2 separate regions of the Mus musculus genome follow, and region 2 is linked to region 1. The links are chromatin loops, found by intact Hi-C in ENCODE. Cell type or tissue: left cerebral cortex. All regions are shown on one strand.

The links. Peaks named below come from ENCODE experiments on the same cell type or tissue, not always from the same donor. Only the 100,000 strongest peaks of a DNase experiment are listed, where the experiment ranks them.
Region 2: it touches region 1 in a loop (4-fold over the local background); 3 of 42 quality-filtered maps call a loop at or near these places.

Annotation. Positions count from the first base shown.
Region 1 is chr5:32,138,842-32,141,341 of GRCm38, forward strand. All of the region lies in intron 1 of Fosl2 (fos-like antigen 2), which reads left to right. Among named protein-coding and RNA genes, the nearest start is that of Fosl2, 3.6 kb to the left of the region's middle. In left cerebral cortex, a CTCF peak has its summit at 1,121 (motif pointing left); DNase peaks (open chromatin) are centred at 735 and 1,109; H3K4me3 peaks cover 266 bases.
Region 2 is chr5:31,809,684-31,812,183 of GRCm38, forward strand. The region is part of intron 4 of Babam2 (BRISC and BRCA1 A complex member 2); the gene reads left to right. Among named protein-coding and RNA genes, the nearest start is that of Babam2, 110 kb to the left of the region's middle. In left cerebral cortex, no CTCF peak of the experiment used is centred here; a DNase peak (open chromatin) is centred at 1,534.

The DNA of each region.
Region 1 (2,500 bases):
GGAACAGGGGGAAGGCTTCCCCCTCCCTGATCTGGCTGTCTATAAAACTGTTCTGTGGTCCCAGTGATAGGCCTCTGTTTTTGTTACTTCCCAAGTCTGTGCTGCTACCCCACCCCAATCTGGGCTCAAGGTAACTTTATTACATGCCAGATAAAGTCTGTAATCAGCTCTGCTCCCAGCCCTCTACATGGGGAAGCTTTCCTGGCAGTTAGTGACTGGGCCTTCCTCCTTTATGACTGCACGGTGGACCAATCCAATCAGTGGAACTTGTGAGAAGTTCCTGGTTTTCCTTGTGCAAGTGCATACTATTTTCCCCCTGTTCTCCTTGTTTGTGGGGTCCTGTATCCCCATAAATTTGCTGTCTGGCACTCCCCCCCCGACCCCCCCCCCCGCGACATCTAGCTTCATAAGGTCTTAATACTGCGTCTTAGTACTAAGTACCTAGTACTTCCCCACTGACCTGTGGGGTGGGAGGCAGACAGCTCTTTGTTAAGACCTCTGCTTGTGTCTATGGCAGGAACTCAAAACACGAAAACTATTTCCTGTTGTAGCTATAATCTCAATCTCAAAGGTTAATCAATCCCTGGCAATTTAATTTTTTTTGGAGCTAGGTGGATGCACCTCTTCCTCCTGGAGTGTGCTTTGTTGTTGTGATTTTCTTTTTCCTGGGACAACACCTCCAGATATATGCTGTGCCCTGCTCCTTGGCTGTTACGGTTTCAGGGCCCTGGCATTACGCAATCCAGCCAGTTACACAAACATAGGTCATTTCATAACTTGTTTTCTTCAGCCAGGCCCCCTTCAAATGAAAAACAAAACAAAACAAGACACGGAACTTTTCCAAGGCAGCTATCTGTTCTGATGACTTGTGAGAGTAAGTCAAGGGCATTTCCTTCAGGATCAGGGACCATCAGGCCAACTTTTCCCCCCTGCCACATTCTTCCAACAGGCGTATGCGCGCGCGCACACACACACACACACACACACACACACAAAATTCCCCAGAGTGAACTTTTGCCAACTGTACCAGGCTGGGACATTCCTCACATCAAACAACTTTTACCAGAAATGACTGTGATTTCCCAAGTCAGCCTCAACTGTACCCCTCTAGTGCCCCCTACAGGACATTTTTGGAAGAGCTATTCTGAGAATGTATTTTTCCAATCTCAAGAGTGTTAAACTTCGTTAGTTTTCCAAATTCTTAGAATTTTTCTTCTTATTTAAGGCAAACGAATGTCATATATTGAACAATAACTAACTACAAATGACTTGAATTAAAACTGAGTTTAAGAAAAAAAATCTTTTTTTTTTTTAATAAAGCCCGGTTGGAATAAAAGAGTGCTTTTTTTCTTGTTCATGAGTTGCCTCCCCCAGCCCATGGTGTTTTCAAATACTCAAGGATTGTTTTCCCCATCTGCTTGTGTGGGGAATGTTGGAGAAGGGAGAGATGCGAATTGGTGGTCTTTCTCTCTTTGTTTTTTGTGATCTTACAGATGTTGTAGATTTGGATCATGCAGTGTTATCCCAGGAATGTATCTGTTCCGCGGATTCCTCCTGGAGGAGGTGCCCAGTTTCTCACCACCATGGGGTGAAACAGCAGTCATAAACTGTCTGAGAAGTGGTTGAATTTTCCTTTCTAAAACCCTGAGTACATTTCCATTATTGTATTGACTGAGTGTATTATTATTATCGAGTGTATTATTATTATCGTATTGTACTGACTGTCTTATTATTCACACTGAATATAAAATTTGAGGGCTTGAGGTGTTTTTTTTGTGTGTGTTTGTTAGTTTGTTTTTTCTTACAACAAACACACCAGAGCCTACACACCTAAATCACATAAACCATTATCATCATCATCATCATTGACATCGCCTCCTCCCTTGCTGGACTATATGCTTAGTTGAATGCTGAGACTGCCGTTCTCAAAGGCGTTGCAATACTGGGTTTTTGTTTTGTTTTGTTTTTTATTGTTTTCAGTGCATATAGAAAATTCTCCCTGCCAACAAATCTTCTCTCGAATGGTGAATTTGATATTTGAAAATTACCAAAAGGTCTTTGGAATTAAGTCTGACACATGAAGTCTGAATGGACAGACTGGTGAGACCCCAAGTCTTGTAGGTCTCGGTCTCCAGCGTCCATTTGGAAAGATGTTCTCCCATTCAAAGCTCATAAAATGGCCCCTTGCTGACAGCATCTTTGTGTTTATGCCTTGGACATTTTCCCCTTAGTTACACAATTCCGGTTTATGTGTTGAAAAGGAAAAATTAGCCTCACTGCTGGGTGGACGGGGTTCGTCTCTATTGTGTGTTGAGTTGTGACCTCAGCAGATCAAATAATGTCAGCTGTTCTGTTTGAGATCTACGTATCTGTCCCAATCCCGCTTGGTAACTTGACCCTCTGAGCCAGTAACAAAGCTGAATCAGCCTTGACAAGTGGCCGGTGTCACTAGGCTTCCTTTCCAGCCGTTCTTTAAGAGGTGACAGACCACCCGCCCTCC
Region 2 (2,500 bases), 330 kb before region 1:
ATTAAACCAGGAATGCTCGGGCCTCAGGAGAGGTCTAGAAGATATTCCATATCCAGGCAAAAGAGGGGAACAGGTAATAAAGAGCTGTGGGAGAGGCAGAAACTACCAAGAGTAGAATTAATTGGCTCTCCCTTCCCTAAGACAGGACCTCAAATGTAGGCCATTGCTGGCCTTGAACTTGCTACATAGTTAGGGTTGACCTTTAACTGAGTTCCTGCTTCTCCCTCCCATATATTGGGATTGTAAGTATATGCCACTCTGTCTGGCTCTACATTATTGAAATATATCATACCCACTTCCCACCCTGCTCTAGGTTAGGTAGCCCTGGATTCCAGGAGTTAATACTTGCTAGAAATCTTTGATTGTGAGACACGTTTTCTATAAACAAATTCTCTTCCTGAGAAACATGTGGGACAAGTAGTCGAAAAGTCCAGAAGGGAGACTAGCCATCCTGACATCAGAGGGGCTCATAGGAGGGTTTAAGGAATCATTGTAAAACAATAAGTCAGATTGTTATAAAGATGGTTAAATTTTCTTCCTTGCTATGAAATGCCTGACTATGGTTCAGAATACAGAATAAGTTCTGTATACCCAAAGGGTAAGTATCATCTGGGCTTATTAAATCCATGTTTCAATGATAGGACCCATGAGCTTGCCTTTCAAAGATACATCCACATTGTTCTGAAGACACCCAAGGCTGTCATACTTGCTTCAGGAGATCAGGATCGTCTGGTTAGTGAAGACTATGAAGTGACAACCTTCTTTGAGAGATTGTCCCTTTACCTGACACCTCAGTGCCTGTGGTGCATGCTAAGTAGGTGCTCTGCCACTGAGCTATATCCATAATCCCTGTTTTGTTTTGTTGCTTGGTTGTTTCGTTTTGAGACAGGGTCTTGGTGAGTAGCAGAGGCTAGCCCTCATCACCAAATTCTTCTGCCTCCACTTTTCTTGCCATGATTACTAGCTTGGGCAACCTGGAAGAGTTGGTTTTTTTGTTTTTTGTTTTGTTTGTTTGTTTTTTTAAAAGAAATGGTGGTTGTGAGAAAAGAGATCCCATTTTGTTTGTTTGTTAGTGGGTTACTAGCATTAGATATTGGTACCTTGGAATGGGAAAACCTGGCTAAGGTTTCTGAAGCAGTTCATTGGCCTGGGGAACTGTGTAATTATTCATGACAGCTCTGGAACAAATGCCTTTCTTTGGTTGATTGTGAGGTTCACCACAGTGTTGAAAGAACTGGTAAGGTTTGGGTTTGGGGATTGGAGAGGGATGACAAGTTTGAAGAAGCGAAAGTTCATTAAACAGTGTTCACTATGTACTGCTACGTTGATATATGGTTTGAGTGCAGTCAGTGTGGCTGCTCTGTGGGGCCCATTTTAGGTCTCCAGAGAGAGAGAGATTGTTTGCAGAAGATATAAAGGTTTTCTGCTCCAAGGCACACATTCCCAGCTTGGCATATAGCCAGCACTCATGTGACACCACCACCAGACAGCTCGAACGTGCTGCATGTGCTCTAGTTAAGTGGAGCAGAGGTAAAAATATCTGCTGGGTAAGGGACCATGAAGTCAATGAACACCGCACCAAGCTCCGTTCTCAAGAAAGGCCAGATGCAGATTGTTCTCTATGGCCCCAAGTTACATGCCAACGATCAAAGGGTCCTTATCTGGTCTCAGCCAGTTCATTCCTTACAGCCTTAGCGGCTCTGCTCGTTTCTCTGGAAGGCTGCCTTATTACTCACTGAGACAAATGGCGTCTTCATCTTTGAAAAGCTCTAGGACGGGGAGCATCTTAGATACCTACTGCAGATGTGTTTTAAGTTCATTAAATGACTCATACTTTATAAAAGTATGGCCGTCTGTTTCTACTTTTACTTTTTCTTTTTTGTTTATTGTAGGGTTAGTGAAAATACATTCATTCTTTTTGTAGGTTTTCTCCCACATGATTGTAAAAAGATTCAGTACCTTAAAGTGACTCTGTACTTAAAGGTTTTTCAGTAGTTATGTGGCTTTGTGGCTTGCTAAGAGTTCCTGTACCTCCTCCTTCACTCCTAGAGAAGGTGACATAGCAGGATCAGTTTTGGTCTCTATCTCCCCACCTCCACCCACACCCTGGACCTGTTCTACTCTCTTTCCTCCTCTTCCTTCTTTTATTTTGGTCCTTTTTTTTTTTTTTTTTTGTAATAGAAACTTGCTTCAAATTGTCTTCAAAAAGTAAAGAGAGTCCATTGGCCTATAGAACTCTGCAAGTGCACAGTTGGACTGATGTTGGTCTTGTGGCTGAAATAACGTCACTAAAGACCCTAGTCTCCTTCTCTCCCATGCCTGCTTGCTTCACATTGTGTTGGTCTTTATTTCCACAACCACATACTACTCTTCCGATGCCCTGCTTCTGTGAACACAGCCTACTCCCCCACCATGGGAAGAAGGCAGGCCTTCAGTTCCCAGCAGGTCAGCTCATGTTGCCATTTATCGCTTTAGTTTGCCAGAGACTGGCTGCATAGGA